Linked DNA regions of Homo sapiens: region 2 is linked to region 1. Evidence: chromatin contacts called from ENCODE Hi-C data. All regions are on one chromosome and are shown on one strand. The core of a region is the stretch at or near the end of the contact, and the rest is flanking DNA. Distances in the headings are between cores, read along the strand shown.

Region 1 (5,751 bases), core at 2,392-4,891:
GAAAGTTTAAGAATAGAGTACTTACATAAAATATTCCCCCACAAATGACTTTTTTTTTTTTTTTTTTTTTTTTTTTTTTGAGATGGAGTCTCGCTCTGTCACCAGGCTGGAGTGCAGTGGCCCGATCTCGGCTCACTGCAACTTCCGCCTCTCGGATTCAAGTGATTCTCCTGAGCAGCCTCCAAAGCAGCTGGGACTACAGGCACGCACCACCACACCCAGCTAATTTTTGTATTTTTAGTAGAGACGGGGTTTCACCATGTTGGCCAGGTTGGTCTCGAACTCCTGCCCTCAGGTGATCCGCCCGCCTCGGCCTCCCAAAGTGCTGGGATTACAGGCATGAGCCACCGCGCCCAGCCAAATGACTTATTAATTACAAAGAAAAATAGTAACTGAACAGTGAAGAAACCTCGTGGACATCACCCTCTCCAAATGATCCAAGTGAACTTCATCAAGACTGAGGCGAGTCCCTATCTTAAGCCTTTCGATGGGATGCACTAAGAAGGATCAACAGGACTTCTGTGGTAGTCCTGACAAATATGCATATCCTGTATCTATCACAGAGAAACACTAGGTAACAACTGGCTGTCAAAAATGCCAACATCTTGAAAGACAAAAAAAGGTTAAGAAATTATTCCAGATTAAATTAGACTTAAAAGACATGACACCCACCAGATGCAATGTATGCCGCTGATGGGGAGGTCTTTCATGGGTGACATTCCATAAAAGACATGAATCCATACTGTATATAGGATACTACTGTATGTATGTTAAATTTTCTGATTTTGATGATTGGAATGTGATTCTAGAAGGGAAAATGTGTCCTCAGAAAGTACGCATTCAAGTATTTTGATATAAAAGGGTATGATCTCTGCAACTTACTCTCAAACAGTGCAGGAAAGTAATAATAATATGTATGGACATACAGAGAGTGACAAAGCAAATGTTAACAGTTGGTAAAACTGGAAGAAGAGTATACAGTAGTTTTTTGTTCTCTTCCAGCTTTCAGTAGATTTGAAATTATTTCAAAAAAAGTTGAAAAATGCAAAAGACTTCATTTGAAAAGTTTGGCTCAGAGAAGTGAGACCGGAGTTGTGAAATATTCTCTGAAAACTATGCAGCCTAGTCATCCCTTTAAATAGATGAAGCTTTATTTTTGGACTCAGCAGATCCCTTTGTCCATATTATCCTGGCCTCCAGCACATCACTGCTTACTCAGGTAGTCTCGGGGTTTACCTGAGGAGGATTCAAGGATACTGGGATGAAATTTATTTGTAAAAAATACTGTTTATCACACTGTCCAATAAATCATTAGTGCCCACTATGTATAGCTCAATGCTTTTACAATTTAGTACTACAAAAAAAGGCTTTTTTCACCCAAGAAACAGGTATTTCTCTTGATTTCTGATGACAGGAATTACATAACCATGACTCTTATGATGTTGTCAGACAGGAAGACTAAGGTCGAATGTGCGGACCAACTTCAGCAGCCACTGGGCTAAAGCTCAGGGTGACTTCCTAGGTCCGTTCTTTTCCTTTGGCTTGGTTATTTTTATCTGAATTTTACCACTTTTTGTCCTATTTTGAGGCAAAACTAAATCCAAAAATCATTTTGGCTCTCTGGGAAATGTAAGAACTACTGATGTGCTCAAGTTGGTAAATTCGGGCTCTTTCAGGCTCCTTCTGGCCATACACTCGATATGGGGAATTCATATGGAGATTCCCTGCCACCGTTTCTAAGTCTTGACACCAACTTCTGAAGCATGACTTTGGGCCACAAAACAATGATCTATAGAAGTTGAATCTCCAAGTTAGCCAAGTTACATTAATCACTTACCTCAAAAGGTCAAAACTGAGCACGACATTTTAGGTATTTATAGCAAGAAAGATGAGTAAGGTCCACGACTTACTAATCTTAAAGGTATGACAACTCTGTGAGCATTATTTTATTGCTACTACCAAGAATTCCTTTATATTTTAATAGTTCTGCAAGACTAAAACTACAAAGCAAAAATCTCACATGCAAATGTGGAAATGAAAAATACTTTCACCCACTGGTTTCACTCTTGACACAACCAGACCTGAGGGGACCTGAGGTGAACCCATTGGGGGAGGGCATGAGTTAAGGGTGTCAATAATTGAGGGAGGGGAGCTGTAGTATCGACAACGCTGATTTTGGCTTGTGTTTTAGGTAGAAAAGCAAGTTCTAAAATAAAGAGCTACAAAGCTTGATATGACGTGTATTTCAAAAAGAATTCACACAAGCAAAGAGGATTTTTCCAGTCCACAACCACTTCTGGTCGCTTCAGCAGCAAAAGGAAGGAACTAACAGTAGGAGATGGACTGTAGCAAACTAAAGAAGGCACCCCCACAAGGTTGTCAAGGAAACCAAACCAAGTGCATTTTTCTATAGAAAAGAATCAAGGGTAAGGTGAACATGCCATGTTACATTTTGTGGCAAAAATGATTAAAATCCCTTCTTGAAAAAAATCGCTAAGAGACCAAATTTACTTCCAGGCTATTTTACTAAGCACTACACCCATAACGCAGGCAGGCAAGCTTGTATTCCCAAACTACCAGCTACATGGATTCAGCAATCACCTTACTACAACCAGCTAACTTGGGTCACCGATACTTCAGGGCATTTCCTAAGATCTCTTTTTAATAGCTTAACGGCAACGAAAGAAGTGGTCACACTCAAAAAGTTAAAAACAAAAACCTCTACCACAATTCCACAAACATGCTCTCCCAAATTTAGGGTATTTTTCAAAATGGAGTCTTTTTAAACACATCATTTTTCAGCGAAAAGGCAAATCTATGCAAACCAAAGGGACAGCTTGGCCTGAGTGTGCCATTTCATACTGGAAAAGCGCAGGGAGGGCAGTAAAAATGGTATCAAGTTGGGAGATCGATGCTATTCTCTCCACAAGTAGGTGGTAAAGAATCCTCAGCCAGGAGGAATGACACGCACACGCGGGGACAGAACGAGGGCCAGTGCTGAGAACGCTGGAAGGCAGGGACACCGTTCACTAGGAGATGAGTGACGTTAAAGGATCTGCAGTGATGATCTGTGCCTCACGCTGGCGAATATTCCTAGGAGGGGAGATCCCGCGCTCCCGGTGTCCCTCAGGGTGTCCACCCCGGCGACGGCCGGAGCCGGGCTGCGGGTCCAGGGGCCCGGCCACGTGGGCGGGGGAGGCGAGGAGCGCCGGGCTCGCTCAGAGTGGGCACCGCGTCCCTACCCTCCGTGCTTTTCCTCTTGTGGCCCTTCCCGGCAGGGAAGAGGGGGTTTTACGACGTCAAGGCAAGGCTTGGAGGGAAGCGGCGGCCGGCGCCCCACCTGCCCAGGTGATCGCGGGGCTCAAGCCCGGGGCGACGGACGCAGCTCGACCTCCAGGCGAGGTGGACGCCAGGGGCCGGGAGCGGGGCCGCGGAGGAGCGGGGGTGGGCGCCGAGCTGCTCTTACCCGGTGCCACAGTCCACCACGCAGGGAGGCAGGGAGCCTGCCATGCTCGGGACGCGCGGCGCTCGGCCCCGCCGGCAGCCCGAGAGCGCCCCGTCGCCGTCCGCTCCGCCGCCCGCTAGCCCCGCGCGCAGCGTCTCCCGCGAGCCGCCGCAGCGCCGCTGCCGGGAGCCCGGATGCTCGGCGGCCGACACGTGACGTCACTCCCCGGTCGGCCAATCAGAACGCGCGCACGCCCCGCCTCCCCCAACACCCCCACCCCCACTCCGGCGCGCCATCTTTAGTGCTGGCAGCGAGGCTTCTTGGCCCCATACGTCCAACCTTGCTGCTGGAGAGATTGGGGTTTATTTTTAACTGACTTACATGAACGTGACCCCATTTCCGAGGCCTGGCGCCTTTCTCCTCCTGTAAGTCTTCGCTCGAATGTCACCTTGCGAGGGAAGTTGTTCCTGATCACCCTGACTATGTCCCCTACCGGTACTGTATCCTCTGTCTCAACAATCTGTTGGTTTCATTCCTAACCCTTAAAGCAAAGTGTTTATATTTTTATATTTATGTATTTGTTGTCTGCCTCCCCTACTGGACTATCAAATCTTCTAGGATAGGGCTTGAGTCTGTCTTAATCACTATTGATGAGCAGCAGGTGCTTAGCACAGTATTTGGTGTACCTGTGGAAGTGCCCAAATGTTTGTTGAATGACTGAGTAACCTTCCCCATATAATAAAAAAAAAAAAAAAAATTAGTTGGAATTGGCCGGGCGCGGTGGCTCACGCCTGTAATCCCAGCACTTTGGGAGGCTGAGGGTGGATCACAAGGTCAGGAGTTCCAGACCAGCCTGGCCAACATGGTGAAACCCCTTCTCTACTGAAAATACAAAAATTAGCCGGGCGTGGTGGCGGGTGCCTGTAATCCCAGCTGCTCCGGAGGCTGAGGCAGGAGAATCGCTTGAACCTGGGAGGCGGAGGTTGCAGTGAGCCAAGATCGCGCCATTGCACTCCAGCCTGGACAACAGGGCGAGAGTCTGTCTCAAAAAAACAACAAAAAAAATTAGTTGGAATTATTATACCTAACACGGCCTAAATTTTTCTAAGAAGAAAAATCTGCAAAACAAATGCTTGGCCAGCCTTAAGGAATGAATGGCCTTAGACTGAGTAAACCACACCAAGATCACTCCTGGAAAATGTTTTCAAGTGTCGAAGATGGGATGATCGCCCAAAAGTTCTTACTGAAACCAAAGAAGGCAAACACCACCTACTATATTATAAAGGTACTGAGAGTCCCACTTGCCACTTGCTTCCTGCTTCTTGCCCGATCGTAAATTCTTGATACTAATTTTTTAGGAGCTTTCTGGAAACATGTATTTTTTTGTTTTGTTTTGTTTTTTGAGATGAGTCTCACTCTGTCGCCCAGGCTGGAGTGCAGTGGCGCAATCTCGGCTCACTGCAACTCCGCCTCCCAGGTTCAAGCAATTCTCCTGCCTCAGCCTCCCAAGTAGCTGGGATTACAGGCACCCACTACCATGCCCGGTTAATTTTTTGTATTTTTAGTAGAGACAGGGTTTCATCATGCTGGCCAGACTGGTCTTGAGCTCCTGACCTCGTGATCTGCCTGCCTCAGCCTCCCAAAGTACTGGGATTACAGGCATGAGCCACCACGCCCAGCCAAGACATGTTGTTTTTACAGGTACTTAAAACATTGTGTTTTTTACCTAGAAGTAATAGATACGTTGACCACTCCTAGGTAACCCATCATCATTTCTTTTTTTTAACTCATAAGTACCCATTAAGGCCCAGACCTAGAGAATGTTCAGGAGAACTGAAGAGAGAAGCAAATGGGAGGAAAATAAAAAGGAGTAAGTGTGGAGGAATCCCAGTTTAGAAGCCCAAGGCTGGGGTTAAAGATTGGCTGGCTTGCTTTGTGTTTTGCCAAAGCCCTGCCTTGGTCCCTTTTCTTTTTCTTTTCTTATTGCTTGTTTCTTAGAGACAGGGTCTCACTATGTTGCCCAGGCTGGAGGGCAGCGACTATTCACAGGCATGGTCCCACTACTGATCTGCATGAGAGTTCTGATCGGCTCCATCTCTGACCTGGGCCAGTTCACCCTTCCTTAGGCAACCTGGTGGTTCCCCGCTCCTGGGAGGGTGCCATATTGATGCCAAACTTAGTGCAGATCCATCATTCTGGGTGGCACAGAACTCCTGGGCTCAAGGGACCCTTCCACCTCAGCCTCCCGAGTATCTGGGACTACAGGCAAGTACAACTGCTCCCAGCCCAGCTCCCATTTTTTTCAC
Region 2 (5,751 bases), core at 2,154-4,653, 4.6 Mb before region 1:
TTTGATATTCTCAAATTCTATTCATCCTTGAACTACACCATTTGCTAAATCCTGCCACTGATCCTACTCTTACTCGCTAATGAGCCTGCAGTTACCCGCCTCTCACCACCAGGTGGGGTCCTGCACAAATTTAACCAAACCACATTTTGAACAGAATCATTTCTGAGGAAATGAAAAAGTTTTAAAAAGGTTTCCAAAAAACGCTGTTAATCCAGTGTGTAACCTCGATGCAAATAAATACTAAGAAGTAAAAATCCCGTCAAAACGTCAACTCACAAATACAAAGGCTAATTACATTCTCTTATTCCTCAACAGATATCTGTAAGCATTAACCAATATAGAAGCTGACCTTTACAGCAGACGACAGTAAGGTGTCTGTGCGGTCCCGCGGTGACACCCAGTCCACAGCGACACGTTCAGGATGACTAAAAATACCTGCCCAAGTTATGAAGTGCCCTCTTATAATACTCTTTAAAGTGACAGCCGGACGCGCGGGCTCACACCTGTAATCCAGCACTTTGCGAAGCCGAGGCGGGTGGATCACCTGAGGTCAGGAGTTCGAGACCAGCCTGAACAACATAGTGAAACCTCGTCTCTAATAAAAATAGAAAAAATTAGCTGGGCGTGGTGGCGCATGCCTGTAATCCCAGCTACTCGGGAGGCTGAGGCAGGAGAATCGCTTGAACCTGGGAGGCGAAGTTGCAGTGAGCCAAGATGGTGCCATTATACTCCAGCAGGGGCAAGAGCTAAACTCCATCTCACACACACACACACACACACACACACACACACACACACACACACAAAAGGCCGGGCGCGGTGGCTCATGCCTGTAATCCCAGCACTTTGGGAGGCCGAGGAGGCGGATCACGAGGTCAGGAGATCAAGACCATCCTGGCTAACACGGTGAAACCCCGTCTCTACTAAAAAAATACAAAAAAATTAGCCGGCTGTGGTGGCGGAAGCTTGAAGTCCCAGCTACTCGGGAGGCTGAGGCAGGAGAATGGTGTGACCCCGGGAGGTGGAGCTTGCAGTGAGCCGAGATCGCGCCACCGCATTAATTACGGCCTGGGCGACAGAGCAAGACTCCGTCTCAAAAAAAAAAAAAAAAAAAAAAAAAAAAAAGGTGCAAACAGACCATTCCACCCCCACCTCAGACCTGGATTTAGGTTATCTAGGTTGAAGACTGATGAGGGTGACGGGTACCACTGTCCAAAACAGAGTTAATAGAAGGGAATTACGGGCTTGCTTAAAAATGAAAGCTAATGTACGCCACTCAGTAACAGGTATCACACTGTAATACCATATGCATATTTTAGTCTTCACAACATTCAACACTCCCCACCTAGTGTTCCGGAAAAACTGTCCTACAGCCAGAATTACTTCCCAAACCTAACACTTTCATATCCAGAAGAAAATAAATTTTAAAACACTGTTTTGAAGAGAGTGCTGAACTCATCTCAAATTCTTTAAGAGCTCTGCCCTCTGGAATTCCCAACTTTCTCACCTTCCACAGCACAGATGAAGCCTGGACACTTTCCAAAAGCTTCCCAACCCCTTTGTTCTCCCACTTCCTGTCAAATCTCCACATCTACCAACTTAAGGCAACTTACTTCCCAAATTTCACAGCCTGCGTAATCCACAAAAACCCGCAGCTCGCTGAAGCGTGCATAAAAACTATTCATCCCTTTATCACGGAAGGCAGAAAGAAATGTGAAAGCACAAACTCCAAGGGAGCTTAAGGCCCTCAGGAGTGGAAACAAGTCTGGAGTCGGCGAGGCGCGGTGGCTCGCGCCTCTAATCCCAACACTTTGGGAGGCCGAGGCAGGCGATCACTTTAGGTCATAAGTTCGAGACCAGCCTGACCAACACGGTGAAACCCCCGTCTCTACTAAAAATACAAAAATTAGTCGGACATGGTGGCGAGCACCCGTAACCCCAGCTACTCAGGAGGCTGAGGCAGGAGACTCGCTTGAACCTGGGAGCTGGAAGTTGCAGTGAGTGGAGATCGCGCCACTGCACTCTGGCCTGGGCAACAGAACAGACTCCGTCTCAGGAAAAAAAAAAAAAGGAAGTCTGGAGTAAACCCAGAGAGAACGCGGGACGGGTGGACTGGCGGAGGAGTAAGGCGGCTGCATATAATTCCTTTCAGAAATCATGAATCGTTCTGATACGCAACACTATTTGGAAAAGTGCGGTTAAACACGAAGCAGCAGCAATCAAGCTTTAATGGTTAACGTCTGTTTCCTTTCTTCGGTCTTCACTCTAACTTTTCTACTAAATCAATAATTTGGCTTAAATTGTAGCGACAAATCCTTACTAAAATTCGCAACTCAATAAAAACGTTGAAAACTACAAAGAGCGCCGCTCAGCCTACTCTTCCCAAACAGGCTGAAGCCTCCGAGCTCGCAGGCGGCACCCCTTCGGTGGTGGCACGATCGTTCTACTTGCGCTGTTTCCTGCCCCGTTTACGTGAGAAGTTAGCACAGAAGTTTACGTCTGACTAGCAAACCCATCCTTTAAAAAATTCGCTAGTGCCAAAACCTTTCTCGAGCCAATATATGATTTGCAGTTTACACTGCGTGTGTCACTGACCTTCCTTAGGTAAGAGTTAATGTAAACTTCTTATATAAACTTCAGTTGCATCAACTACGGTGCAGATTCTTTAACGCAAAGCAAAGCAGACAAACATTCTGAGTGAGAAAGGCAGCCTGCTCTTCCACAAACTTCTGAACAATCCGTCCGGAGTTCTAGAAACAGGGCTTTGCGGTCCCCCACCTGCTTCTTCTCCCTCCGAACTTGGCGGCACGGCTGCGGCATTCCTGCTCCGCAAGCCACTCCCGTTTCTGGTTTCAGACGCGAGTGCGGGAGCCTTAGAAAAAGAAGGCGCTCCACGCCTCCCACGCTGCCGGCCCCGCCGAGCCCCAGCCGAGCCCCAGCCGGCCGCTCCCAGGCCGGGCCCCACCCCCAACCGCCGCCGCGGAGGCTGGGCCGCGTTCCGGCAAGGACGCCGGGCGGGGAGGACGCGGCCGGGCGGCCCCAGACCCCAGCCCCGGCCCCGGCCCCAGACCTGACCCAGAGGACCCCGCCCACCCTTCGCCCCGCAACCCCGGCCACGGCCCCCGCCCCGTCCAGTCCTTTCCCCGGCCGGCGACCCCGGTCACCCCCCGCGCTGTTGCCAGGCGCCGGGTGAGGTCCGCCGTCTGCCGGGCGCGCGCGGGGCCCTAGGCGACCTCCCCCGACCCTCGGAACAGACCCTCACCGAGGACAGAAGCGGCCGGTGGCGGGACGCAGGGGAGGCAGGGTGACGGCCCGAATCTCCTCACAGCTCCAGGACTGCTGCGCTGGTGGTGGCGGCGGCTCCTCGCGCTTTCCTTTCTCTCCTTTCTCCAACAACAAACAGGAAATGCGTCACGCGGCGGCGGCACGGCGGCGTCAACTTCCGCCCGACCCTGACGCCGCGCATGCGCAGTTTCCACTGCCCATACCGCGGGCCCAACCTCGGGGGCGCCCGCCCCACCTTCGCGAAGGTTCTCGGCTCTTCCGCCGCCCCGAAGAGCCCAGGAGACTGGGGGCGAGGGGGCGGGGAAGCCCAGGGCGAGGGGGCGGAGCTCGGGGCCGGGTCTACGGTACCGGGGAGCCCAGACGCGCGGAAGGCACAGAGAAGGCCGAGAAGATTCCAAATGGCACTTATTGTTGGGCCAGAAGGAGCCCATTCTGGAAACCGCGAAGTCGTCGCGCCCTTCATCTTCCTCTTGACCGGCGGCCCCCGGAGCGCGTCTGCCGCCTCTCGCTCCGCGGTCCTGCGGTGGAGCTGGGTGGCATCTCCGCACAGCGGGACGAAAGCTGGGGCGCGGGCGCGGGCGCGGGCGGAGAAGTCCCCGAAGGAGAAGAAGAACAAACCAAGCGGCGGCCAGCGAAGGCGGGCGAAGGCGCCGGCCCCCGCTTGTCAATTTAGGGAAGCCCGGATACCCTAAGTTCCCCGGCGAACGGGAGCGCGTGGAGACTTCGCCAGGGAATAGTGACTGAAGGAAACGGAAGCAAACTGTGGCAGAAAATACAGATGAAGCTTTTTAGGTTAAATCGTGGCAGTAGTTTTTCTGAAAACGCGGCGCATTTTGATAGCTGGACTTTAGGTCATCCCCAGGCTTCCTAGCCTTTCCCGCGTCCTCAGGGGTTCTGGTTCTAACCCTGGAGACCAACACCACATGCGTGTAGATGGTGACCAGCAGGAGCAGGGAGTCTCAGACCCAGTGCAGTCAGACAGGCTCCCATTCCCAGTAGCGAAAGGGTCCCGCAGACCCAAAGCCTAAGGAGCCAACAAGCAGTTCGTCCATGGAGCCTGGCCTGGATCTCCCACTGTCTTCCTCTCCAGCATTCAGCCAGATGTTTGCTACTGTGTTGTCTTAGTCCTGGCCCACCTTATCCTTTCCTTTAAGAAATAAAAATCTCAACTGGGTGCGGTGGCTCACGCCTGTAATCCCAACACTTTGGGAGGCCAAGGCGGGCGGATCACCTGAGGTTGGGAGTTCGAGACCAGCCTGACACATGGAGAAACCCCGTCTCTACTAAAAATGCAAAAAAAATTAGCCAGGTGTGGTGGTGCATGCCTGTAATCCCATCTACTGCAGAGGCTGAGGCAGAATAATCGCTTGAACCCAGGAGGAGGAGGTTGCAGTGAGCGGAGATCACACCATTGCACTCCAGCCTGGGCAACAAGAGCGAAACTCTGTCTCAAGAAAAAAGAAAAATCCCTTTTTGTTACACCTTTCCTGAACTTCAGATCCTGTGGCATGCTGACACTGAATTCCGGGGGCCTGCTCAGCCACCTTCTGAACTAACAACGCTTATGAATTCGTGATCGTTTAAGCCTGGGAGATATTCAAGTAAAAGGCACTTTAACACTTGAATCACTTTTGGTTTAAAATAGCTCGTTAGTAATGAAAGAGTTGGAGAAATGCCACCCTGAATTATGCCATATTAGGATACTGATTACTAACTAGTTCACTGATTACCACATTAGTATGCCCTCAAACTGAGGGCACATGGGGACCTGCCAATGCAGGGAGGGGCATTCTGTGAATCCCCCATTATTTACATAAAGACAGATCATCCCAAAGGGACTCAATTGTCTTGACCCCCTCCCTGGAAGTCTCATCCAGGGAAGAATGAGCCAGGATCACGGGAGAAGAGCTTCAAGGGACGTCAGCTGCACACCCAGACAGATTTTGCCACAGGCCACCACCTATTCTGAAGGCAAAAAATCATTTTCTCTCCCCTGAGCTGCCTGCATCTGCCTCCCCTCTCTTCTATGAAGGGGCTGTATAAGCTTCCAGATCTCACTGGATTCTGGGATGCCCTAGTACATGTTATAGATTTGTATACTTTTTCTCTTACGAATCTGTCTATTGTCAGCTTAGTTCAGAGACTCAGTTGTGAAACCTTCAGAGAGTACAGGGAAAATTTTCCGTCTACACCTGCCTCATTTTAGACAACTGGAACACTTGGTTAATGGCTGTAATTGTTATACTTCAAAATGAAATACTGCCCTTTTTTTTTTTTTTTTTTTTTTTTTTTTGAGACAGGGTCTTGCTCTGTCACCCAGGCTGGAGTGCAGTGGTTCAATCATGGCTCACTGCAGCCTTAACCTCCTGGGCTCAAGCAGTCCTCCTGCCTCAGCCTCCCAAAGTGCTGGGATTACCAGCATGAGCCGCTGTGCTGGGCTCATTTTTTGTGTTTCTTAAACTTTAA

What was found. Hi-C counts contacts between places; a loop is a spot of excess contacts on that map. Pooled maps may share reads with other maps.
Region 2: a loop to region 1 is called in a map of naive thymus-derived CD4-positive, alpha-beta T cell, with 38 times the contacts of the local background. The contact joins the promoter of DNAJB6 here to the promoter of ACTR3B in region 1. A Hi-C loop is called at or near these places in 1 of 168 maps with a recorded cell type or tissue (naive thymus-derived CD4-positive, alpha-beta T cell), 1 of 37 single-sample maps with no recorded cell type and 7 of 50 pooled maps.

Annotation. Positions count from the first base shown.
Region 1 is chr7:152,757,642-152,763,392 of GRCh38, reverse strand. ACTR3B (actin related protein 3B) reads right to left here and starts at 3,641. Exons shown (of 12, transcript NM_020445.6): 1 at 3,467-3,641. The coding sequence starts at 3,510. It also overlaps the pseudogene RN7SL845P. RefSeq lists enhancers at 2,790-2,839, 3,840-3,999 and silencers at 3,015-3,309, 3,070-3,589.
Region 2 is chr7:157,334,656-157,340,406 of GRCh38, reverse strand. DNAJB6 (DnaJ heat shock protein family (Hsp40) member B6) reads right to left here and starts at 3,403. Exons shown (of 10, transcript NM_058246.4): 1 at 3,263-3,403. RefSeq lists enhancers at 2,171-2,220, 2,949-3,452, 3,453-3,955 and silencers at 2,881-3,070, 3,131-3,340, 3,531-3,690.